Regions from separate parts of the Homo sapiens genome. Here region 2 is linked to region 1. Evidence: chromatin loops called from intact Hi-C (ENCODE). Cell type or tissue: OCI-LY7. All regions are shown on one strand. Each heading gives the region's core, and the rest is flanking DNA. Links, peaks and the distances in the headings are about the cores only. Region 1 has its middle 66 kb from the start of LRRC37A3. Region 2 overlaps RGS9 (regulator of G protein signaling 9).

The links. Peaks named below come from ENCODE experiments on the same cell type or tissue, not always from the same donor. Only the 100,000 strongest peaks of a DNase experiment are listed, where the experiment ranks them.
Region 2: a loop joins it to region 1, with 4 times the contacts of the local background. A loop is called at or near these places in 4 of 110 quality-filtered maps.

Annotation. Positions count from the first base shown.
Region 1 is chr17:64,982,773-64,988,148 of GRCh38, reverse strand. No RefSeq gene overlaps it. Among named protein-coding and RNA genes, the nearest start is that of LRRC37A3, 66 kb to the right of the region's middle. RefSeq lists enhancers at 1,717-1,766, 2,047-2,346, 2,964-3,243. In OCI-LY7, for the core only: a CTCF peak has its summit at 4,262; DNase peaks (open chromatin) are centred at 1,668, 2,128, 2,748, 3,228 and 1 weaker place; H3K4me3 peaks cover 3,538 bases; H3K27ac peaks cover 5,000 bases.
Region 2 is chr17:65,182,931-65,188,306 of GRCh38, reverse strand. The region is part of intron 9 of RGS9 (regulator of G protein signaling 9); the gene reads right to left. Among named protein-coding and RNA genes, the nearest start is that of RGS9, 48 kb to the right of the region's middle. RefSeq lists enhancers at 1,805-2,328, 2,329-2,852, 3,956-4,492, 4,493-5,029. In OCI-LY7, for the core only: a CTCF peak has its summit at 2,480; no DNase peak of the experiment used is centred there; H3K27ac peaks cover 759 bases.

The DNA.
Region 1 (5,376 bases), core at 202-5,201:
TGGGAGGCTGAGGCAGGTGGATCACGAGGTCAGGAGTTTGAGACCAGCTTGGCCAATGTAGTGAAACCTCGTCCCTACTAAAAATACAAAAAATTAGCTGGGCGTGGTGGTGGGCGCCTGTAACCTCAGCTACTTGGGAAGCTGAGGCGAGAGAATCGCTTGAAGCCGGGAGGTGGAGGTTGCAGTGAGCCAAGATCGTGCCACTCTACTCCAGCCTGGGCGACAGTGTGAGACTCTGTCTCAAAAAAAAAAAAGAAAAAAAGAGTAATCTTAAAAAATAAAAATATATGTTTTAAAACTTTTTATATATACATGTAAAATGTATATGCATATTATATATATGTTCAAATGTGTGAATGTATTTTTGTATTTATAAACACTTAAACTAAAATATGTAAATTTATGTATAAAACTATAAAATATGAACATGATATTATACTATGTATATATTTTGTAACCCTCATTTTCACTCACTACAAAATAAATGTATTTTATATGGTAAGTATAGATTTACCTAATTTTTTCAAGGTAAATAGTTTAAAAAATATAAAACTAGTAAATGCTCATTGCAAAAACAAATTGCTAAAAAATATCAAGAAGAAAGTAAACAGCACAAAAAGCCCTCCTTCTAAAGACAACCATTATTAACATTTTGGCAAACATCCTTTTTTTTTTTTTTTTGAGATGGAGTCTCGCTCTGTCACCCAGGCTGGAGTGCAGTGGTGAGATCTCGGCTCACTGCAACCTCCGCCTCCCTGGCTCAAGCGATTTTCCTGCCTCAGCCTCTGGAGTAGCTGGGATTACAGGCATGCACCACCACATCCAGCTAATTTTTTTTATTTTTATTTTAGTAGAGACGGAGTTTCACCATGTTGGCCAGGCTGGTCTCAAACTCCTGACCTCAAGTGATCCGCCCACCTCAGCCCCAAAAAGGTTGGGATTACAGGCGTGAGCCACCGTGCCCGGCCCAAACATCTTTTTTTACACACATATACACCCATATTTTTATATCAATAGTCTCAAATTATATATACACTGTTTTGGGACTTTTAAAAAAATTTCAGCAAGACCTTGTGGACATCCTTCCATGATAATACGCAGAGCATGAGATTATTCTTTTAAATGATTACATAATATTTTATTGTGAGAGCATAACTTTATTGAATTTATTTATAAACACTAGTGGCGAGCATCCATTTTTCAGCTTTTCACAATTAAAAACAACACTGTGATGAGCCATCCTTATATATGGATTCTTTCTGGAATAAGAAATAAATGGACTGAAAAATTAGAATGTACAATTCTAGAGGTCCCACGTTGTCAAATTATGTTCAGAAATGTGCACCGCGAAAAAGTCTAAAAGTTCAGCCAAGATTCACATGGGTCATTTCTGGGCAAAAGGACCAGGCATGATTTTGTTGTTCTTCCTATTCTTCTGTCCTCCTCAGCTTTTCTATTCTAAGTGTGTCCTTCGTTATGCTGATGCAAGTTGGCAATTTTACATTGCACAAGAATATATGGTTTTAATCCACGCAAGTGTCGCCTCTGACGATGCTCTCTTTCCAGTTCCTCCTGCACCACACTTGCTCTCATCATCTGCTACAGGGGAGGGACCTGCTAGCCCTGTGCCTAAGTTAGCACCAGCAGGAACCCACAGGTGTTCAGTGGGGAGTCGCTGACTGCCTTGGAGAAGCGTATTTGAGACAAGCTGTTAATGGCTCACGGTCCTAGGGTAACCCCCTCGGCTGGCACCTGCATTTAGGACAGCAGTGAGCCAAGCAGTTTCCAGCTTGTGGGAAAGAAGCTTTGAGGGGTCCCTAAGGGCAAGAAGGCCTTTCCTGGCTCAGTCCAATCAGATACCTGCTGTGGCTGTGCTTCTTCTGGCCACAGGTCCCTGTCTTTGTTGGTTCCCTGCACTGACCTGGCCAAAAGGAAGCTGCTTGCTTCTGGGCAGCAGCTGTCCCCTCCCCCAGAAAGTCTAAAAGGACACAGAGGACGTCTTCAGTATTTCCGTAGAGGTCACAAGCTAAGTGGGTCGCTGTCGCTGTTTTACGTTTGGTTGGTGCTGAGACACTTCCTCTTTCATTTATGTCTTATTCAGGCCACCTCCTCCATCCCCCTTGAAGACTGAAAAAGGGGAACTTGAAAGAAAAACCGAAAATTTCAGACCGAGCTATGGTGCAGGAGACCATGCTGTCATCCTGAAGCAGAGGCTGGGGACGTCACCAAGAGGATCACAGCATCCTCGAGGGTTCACTGAGGCCACTGCCCAGGCTTTCTTTTCTTTCTTTTTTTTAATAGAGATCAGAGTCTTGCTAGGTTGCCCAGGCTGATCTCAAACTCCTGAGCTCAAACAATCCTCCCACCTCAGCCTTCTAAAGTGCTGGGTTTACAGGCTTGAGTCACTATACCGGGCTGACCAGGGACTTTCTTCCTCCCCTCATTCGAACTTTCTTAGCTCCCACTCAAGTCTTCCTAAATGCTATGTGGTATTCTTAGGACTCCTAATTCCTAATTTTTCAGGAAGTGAAATGATATTCTTAAAGTAAAAACCAAAATCTGCTTTTGCTCAATTCTTTGAATTTACTGTATTTATATGCCATATATAGAGAGAGAGAGAAAGAGAGACAGAAAGAGTGCATGTAGATATACACACACAAATGTATACACACACACACACACACACACACACACATCAGATTGTGGTAGCTTTTGGAAACTCTCTAAGGCACAGAAAATAAGTTGCCTGACAAGACATCAAAGAATTGCAAAAGAGGCCACAGCCCCAAAGGCCTTACTGACTGCTTTGTGATTTGTAGCATGACTGCTGATAAGCATCTATTTGCTTCAGTAAATAGAAGTTGAATCATAACATTTGTTCCAGGAAACAGTAACTGAAGTCGCAAATCATAAATAATAAAGCATGAAAAATCTTCTTTTAACCTAATGGACTAAAAGATTTCTTGCTTTTTTCATTTCTGCTAATGGCCTCTCTCCCTTGGCACTGCCAGAGCTGGCCCATTAAAGGTGAATTGAGCCTCAGTTTGCAGGCAGGACGTGGTCCAAAAGATCATTTGTAAGTTGGTTGTTTGGATCAAAGAATGTGTTTTCTCCTAGAAACCGTTTTTCTCAGGGTGACTGGGTTCTCAGGTTCGCTCGCACAGTGCTGTTCAACTTCTACTGAAGCTGAGCTCTGGGTCTTTGAGGGCAGGTTCTCTGCAGTGCAGGAGGGAGAAATCAGGTCACCTGCTGCTCCTTTGCATAGAGACCTGGCTCTGAGCACAATTTAAGCATAAGTAGTTTTCTTTTCTACTTTCTCAACTCCCTTTTGGCGTCCAGGTCCAGGGCCGTAGTCCCTGGATTGCAGCACCCTTTCCTAAAGTGCTTTACCCACCTCTGGGCTGCTTGCCTGCTAAGGGGGGTCTGGGACCCCAAATTACCCACTATTCCTGCTTCCTGACCAATCAGACTTCCATTTCCTCAGAGCAGTTGATATCAGCTAAGGGCCAGGGGAAAAGCAAAAGGAGAAGATATGAATTCACACTAGTAGGTGAATCATGGAGAACCTCTTAACCCTCTTAATATCTTCTCATGTTAAAATGAATTAGTTGTGAGACTTGAGAGTCCTTGTGGCAGTATGGGTTAGGGATGAACACGGTGACTAAGGATTCGGAATTCACACACACATTAGTAGGACTCTTAGGCTCTTCACTGCACCTGCTTCCAGAACACTGGCAGTCAGTTAGGAAATGATCCTACTCTGGAAAAAAAATGCAATGGTCGCAGAGAAGAAACTTTCAAGTTCAGACACTGGGGAGAATCCCCTCAGTGAATAAGCTGATTATCTGCCAGATTGCCTCTGAGAATAAGCCACATTCATGCACACAGAACCCCCCACCAGTTTTTTGTGCCTCATAATGAAATCTTAACAGATAGCCAAAGATTACCAGATGTTTATGGAAAGTTCTAACATGAAACAAAAAGACCAAAACAGAGGAAACAACAGAACAAATCTTCAAAAGTAGTATAGTTACTATCTATAGAGAAATAAGAAAAGGCATTTTATCCATGAAATAGGATGTATTTTAGACTTTCAGGATGCCGTAACAAAATATGATACACTGGGTGGTTTATAAACAAAGAAATTTATTTCTCATGGTTCTAGGGACTGGAATCCAAGATCAAGGTGCTGATTTGGTGTCTGGGGAGGGCCTGCTTTCTGGTTCAGAGATAGTGTCTTCTTGCAGTGGCCTCACGTGGAGGAAGGGGTGAGCTGACTCCCTTGGGTCTCTTTTATAAAGGCACTAATACTATTCATAAGGGTTCCATTCTCATGGCCTGATCACCTCCCAAAGGTTCCCATCTACAAATACTATCACGTTGGGGGTTAGGTCTCAACATAGAAATTTGGGGGGACACAGACATTCAAACCATCGCAGGGTGCAAAATAAAATAATCATAACAAGAAAGGGATTTTGGCTATTGAAAAGCAGAATAGTTTAAAGTAAGTATTCAAAAGAAAAGATAGAAGATAATTTATAAAGTCTGGGCACAGTGGCTCACACCTATAATCCCAGCACTTTGGGAGGCCGAGATGGGTGGATCACGAGGTCAGGAGTTCAAGATCAGCCTGGCCAAGATGATGAAACCCCATCTCTACTAAAAATACAAAAAAAAAAAAAATTAGCTGGGTGTGGTGGTGGGTGTCTGTAATCCCAGCTACTAGGGAGGCTGAGGCAGAGAACTGGTTGAAACCAAGAGGTGGAGGTTGCAGTGAGTTGAGATCGCACCACTGCACTCCAGCCTGGGCAACAGAGCGAAACTCTGTCTCAAAAAAAAAAGAAAAGAAAAGAAAAAGAAAAAAAATAATTGATAAAAACTTCAGAATGTAGTACAAAAAGATGGAAAAAATGTGAGAGATAAGAAAATTTGAGGATCTATTCTGAAAGTCCAACATCCAGCAAGAATGGAGGGAAGGAAATTATCAAAAAAATAATACCAGAAAATTTCTCAGAATGAAAGGATAAGAGTCTCAGTATCAAAGGGCCTGCTAAGTGAGCCACAAAATGAATGAGAAGAAAGGTTCAGGCTAAGGCACATCTTTATAACCCTTCAGAACGCTAAGGATAAAAAGGAGACCCTATAATCTTCCTAAAAATAACAGATAACATACAAAGAACTAGGAATCAAAATGGCATTGAACATCTCAGTAGCAACATTGGAAGTCAGAAGAAACTGGAGCAAACTGTTTATAATTCTGAGGGGAAATGATTTGCAATCTAGAATTCCACACCAACTCAATAAATTCTCAATCAAGTATGAGGGCAGGATAAAAACATTTTCAGATGTCAAAGTTCTCAAAATATTTATCTCTAT
Region 2 (5,376 bases), core at 199-5,198, 200 kb before region 1:
CTCAACTTTTTGAGTTAAGGCAGAGAAAGAAAGGACAGTTCCAAGAGGGGCTTCATGTTCAGGCTCTTAGAAGCTCCTGGAAACCATTCAGATCTATCTCTGGCTAAAATACATAGATCTGCAATTGCAGTGGGCCGTGCTTCCTCTGCACCACTTTTCTGCTCCATGTAACTCCTGGAGACTGGGCAAGGTGGTGATCCCAGCCTCAGTTCTTCTAGGTTTGGTTGTGTCCAGGGGCTGGCTGGTACTGACTCTTATACTTCAAGAGGAGCCTCTTTTTGTTGCTGTTGTTGTTGTTATTGCTGTTGTTGTTGAGACAGAGTCTCTCTCTGTTGCCAGGCTGCAGTGCATGGTGTGATCTCAGTTTACTGCAACCTCCTCCTCCAGGGTTCAAGTGATTCTCCTGCTTCAGTCTCCCAAGTAGCTGGGACTACAGGCACACACCACCACGCCCAGCTAATTTTTGTATTTTTAGTAGAGACGGGGTTTTACCATGTTGGCCAGGATCACTTCAATCTCTTGACCTCGTGATCCGCCCGCCTTGGCCTCCGAAAGTGCTGGGATTACAGGCGTGAGCCACCGCACCCGGCCTCACGCGGACCCTCTTAATTCCTGCCTTGTTAATATCCATGCTGCTTAACCCACCCAAGTCTTCACTTGGAAAAGAGTGGTTAAGTCTGAGGAGGACACTACTTCCTTTGAGGCAGTCAGCAAAATAAACACTGGCCCATGAGCCCATTGAAAAGGAGTAAAGGAGAGTCCAGTCTAGAATGTCATGTACTGGTCTCTCCTTTCTAACTCAGGCTGGGTTTCATTTTGCTTCCCCGGATTGCTCTTCTATCATTGCTTTTCACAAGAAATCTTTTTCCTGCATAGGGGATTAGGAAGAGTTATCTCAGAAAGGTAAGGCTCACGTAGTTCTCTAAGTTTTAGGCTCTTATACACCCTGACTTCCTCCTTCATAGCACTGATCGCCATTTGAATTTTATCCTTATTTGTGTGACTCTTTGTTTAATGTATGAATCAACATGAAGGCACCATTAATGGCAGGGGACCAGGTCTATCTTCCCTAGCACAATGTCCGATGCAGAGTAGATGCTCAGTAAATGTGTAATAAATGATGACTTCAGCATGCTTGGGGGCCTAGAAGAATGGGGACATTTTCTAAGCTTAATAGCATTTTTTTCCACTAAAAAATTGAAAGCACTCCCCAAATGATCCAAATGCATTGGCAGTCATACTTATTTGATCCCATTCTCTTCCAACCTAAGGCACTGTTTTAGAAGATGCACATTTCAGGTAGAAAAGGACCCTGGGGCCAGAGTGGACTTACATTCAAATCTAATACTTTATAATTACTTCCTTCTGTTGGAGCCTTGCTGGAGTGGGTTATTCAGAATAGCATCTACTGGTTTATGCCCTCTGCTCAAAGGGGGAGCTGTACTTTTACATAATGATAACTGCCTAGCAACTACTGCAAAGCAATTTATACTTCTTTGAGTCTTTACAAAGCTTAAGGTAAGGAGATTTTATTATACTAATTTTTAGCTGAGGAAACAAAGCTTCTGAGAGGTTGTGGGTAAACTTCTCAACACCTCCTGGTCAGTAATTGGATGGGCCAGGATTCAAATTCAGCTCTTCCCTTTGCAAAGCTGAAGAGCGATTGTTGAGAAACACAAAATCGCTGATCCTGTTCACTTTTTCCTCCTAGCCTGCTCTCTTCCCATTCCTTCCTTGCCCTGAAGCTGAGAGTGCTACAGGATGGAATGACTCTGTCCAGTCACTTAATTTAAAACATAAACAAGGCCGGGTTCGGTGGCTCACGCCTGTAACCCCAGCTCTTTGGGAAGCTGAGGCAGGCTGATCATCTAAGGTCAGCCTGGCCAACATGGTGAGACCCCCATCTCTACTGAAAATACAAAAATTAGCCGGGCATGGTGATGAACACCTGTAATCCCAGTTACTTGGTGGGGGGTGGGGTGGAGGCGGGACTGACCCAGGAGAATTGCTTGAACCCAGGAAGTGGAGGCTGCAGTGAGCCGAGATCATGCTACTGCACTCCAGCCTCGGCCACAGAGCGAGACTCCATCTCAGAATAAATAAATAAATAAATAAATAAATAAATAAATAAATAAATAAATAAAATGTAAACCAAAAGTGAACTAGAGCCGTAACGCAAGACAAAATACAAGTACCAGAAACACTCTGTCCTTAACACTCATGATGGTGCAGAATCGTGCTGGGCTCACACTCAGCCGCCAGTGTCATAAGCACCTCCAAGGTGTCCAGACCCCAGCATCAAGCTTTCTGCCTGTCGGCCACTGTTCTGCGGCCAGAACATGGGGGCACAGGGCTCCTGAGTGGACGCACACAGATGCATCCTGGCTGCCTGGTGTTCTCTGGGCCCTGCAGGGAGCTGTATTTGCAGGACTTTCTGCCATGCTCATTTCCATTCTGCCTCTAGGGGGTCTCCCTTTGGCTTACTATACTTGCTTCTAGGGCCATTATCTCAGTCTTCGGGGGTTTACAATTTGTATACTCCTGTTCACTTCATTTGATTTTATTATCTCCCTAGGGCTCTGCCTCTGTGCTGTAGTTTGCTATTTTGTTTTCTGATTCCCAGAATTACCAGTTACCTTCTGGGAATGGAACTGCAGCTTGCTCTCCATTAATAGGATTTGGTTGAAGGTGAGACTTTCCCACCTCTACCTTGGATTGTCCACATGAATTTAGCTTGTATTTCTAGCTTTAAAAATAGCTGTCCAGGTTGCGTACATTGAAGGACAGTGGCTGTGGAATGTGTGGCTTTGGCTAGATTGAAATCATGGCAGGTCCAGAAACTGATGCCCAATTCCAGGCGTTAAAATGCATTTCAACTCTTAGACGCTCACAAGTACAGTGAGTTGAGTACTGGCCACATATGGAGGCATTGCTTTGATGATCTTTCACTTCAAGTCAAGATCTAAAAAAACTCCATCTGTGAAAGCAATATAATGGATTCTAAACTGTCTGTGCCTCAGCCGTTTAGTTCTCATGCCTGGAGAAGCTCATGTCGACTTGTCATGTGATAATTCAATTTGTACAATAAATTATGAACCTGGAAAAAGCAGCCATCCATGGGATCTGCTTCCTCTAGATTAACATACAGGGATCTCTGCTCTTCTAGGAGTGTGTACAGGGAGGGGACAGTGAGAGAAAAGAGTCCTGAACTTTTTAAAAGGTGAAGAGACAAATTGATTTGGAGGGAGTGGTGGAGAAGAGATTCAGGAAAGAGTATGGATGGTGGTACATGCCTGTGGTCCCAGCAACTACTGGAGGCTGAGGACAGAGGATTGCTTGAGCCCAGGAGTTTGAGGTGGCAGTGAGCTACAATGGCACCACTGCACTGGAGCCTGGGTGACAGAACAAGACCTTGTCTCAAAAAAGAAAGAGAGAGAGAGAGAGAGACAGTGAGAAGGAAGGAAAGAAGGAAGGAAGGAAGGAGAGAGAGAGGAAAGAAAGAGAAAGAAAGAAAGAGAAAGAGAAAGAAACAAAGAATGAAAGGGAAAGGAAAGGAAAGGAAAAGAAAAAAGAAAAGAGAGAGGAGGGAGGGAGAGACAGAATGAAGGAGGGAAGGAAAGAGAGAAAAAAGGAAGGAAGGAAAAAAAGAAATAGAAGCATATGGGCTTTGGGGATCGGACAAAGGTTAAAATTCTAGTCCTACCACTTCCTGGCTATGACCTTGGATGAGTTGCTCAGCATCTCAGAGCCTCTAATTTCTCATTCGTAAAAGGAGAATAGAAAAAAAGAGGGACTAAATGCGATAATAGACATAAGGTCCCTGGCACATAGCAGAGACCCACACACAGTGCCTATTCATTAGGGCTACTACACCACCACTGAGCACGTGAGCGGCACAATTTAAGCCCTCATCAGATAAAATGCAGGATTCACAGGCAATATTTGGGACCTATTATGCAAAAAAAGATATTCATTGCTTATCTGAAATTCAAACATAACTGGGAATCCTGTATTTTTATTTGCTAAGTCTTTCAAACCTACTATCAATATTATTATATCTTAGCCAAAGGCAATAAGAAACATTATGTTAAAACGAAGTTGTTACAAAAAAAAAGTACGCACAATTCTAAGCAATTCAAAGAAAACCACCTCATGATAAAATAAGAAATAAGAGTTTTTTTCCAGCCTGGCATTCACACACAACTTCCCTCCTTTCTCAGCTGCCGGCCCTCCTGGAGTGAAGCCACTTCTTTATGCCTCATCTCAGCGACACACTTTGCTACAGGAGGAAGACTCTGCTTAAGGAATCTCCGGATGCTCTGCATTCTTAGCATTCTAACAACTTCTTATTTTTCCCTTGCAGAGTTGCCCAAATAGGGACACATCTAGACTTGTTGTTTACATAGCTCTGGGCCGGCTGACTGGCAAACCCCGGATGGAGGGTGCAGACAATTGGCACAGGGCAGAAGGGGTCAGGCCACCGGCAGGAGTGCAGGGGAGAAATAAGCAAGGACCTTGGGATGGGGTAGCCAGGCAGGTATCTGCAGAGAAACTCAGGTGGGGGGCCAAGCAAGCCACGGAGCCAAAGGCGAGATGGGGAGAACCGTGAGGAATCGGGCAGCACTGGCATTGAGAGCAGAGAGGGGGTCTAAAGTCAGAAACCCGGAGATCCAGAAACACAAGTGGTTAAGCAGGCAAGAAAAGAGATGGAGCCGGGTGCAGTGGTTCATACCTGTAATCCCAGCACCCTGGGAGGCCAAGGCAGGTGGATCGCTTGAGCCCAGGAGTTCAAGATCAGCCTGGGCAACATGGTGAAACCCCGTCTCTACTAAAAATACAAAAATTAGCTAGTCTTATAACCTGGTCTCAAAACGAATAAATAAAGGCCAGGCGTGGTGGCTCACATCTGTAATCCTAGCACTTTGAGAGTCCAAGGCAGGCGGATCACTCGAGGACAGGATTTTGAGATCAGCCCGGCCAAAAAGACACAACCTTGTCTCTACTAAAAATATAAAAATTAGCTGTGCATGGTGGCACACATCTGTAATCCCAGCTACTCAGTAGGCTAAGGCATAAAAATCTTTTGAACCCAGGAGGCGGAGGTTGCAGTGGTCCGAGATTGTGCCACTGCACTCATGCCTGGGTGACAGAGCAAGACTGTCTCAAAATAGATAGATAGGTATGTAGGTAGGTAGGTAGATAGATAGATAGATAGATAGATAGATAGATAGATAGATAGATAGATTTAAAAAAATTAAGGGGGTGCAGCTGTCTAAGGAGTCTTGGATTTAAGATTGCGATCATGTGAAGTAAATAGCCGTCCAGCCAGGTACGACCTCATCAAGTAGAGGTAGAATTGCTTACAATTTGCAAGGC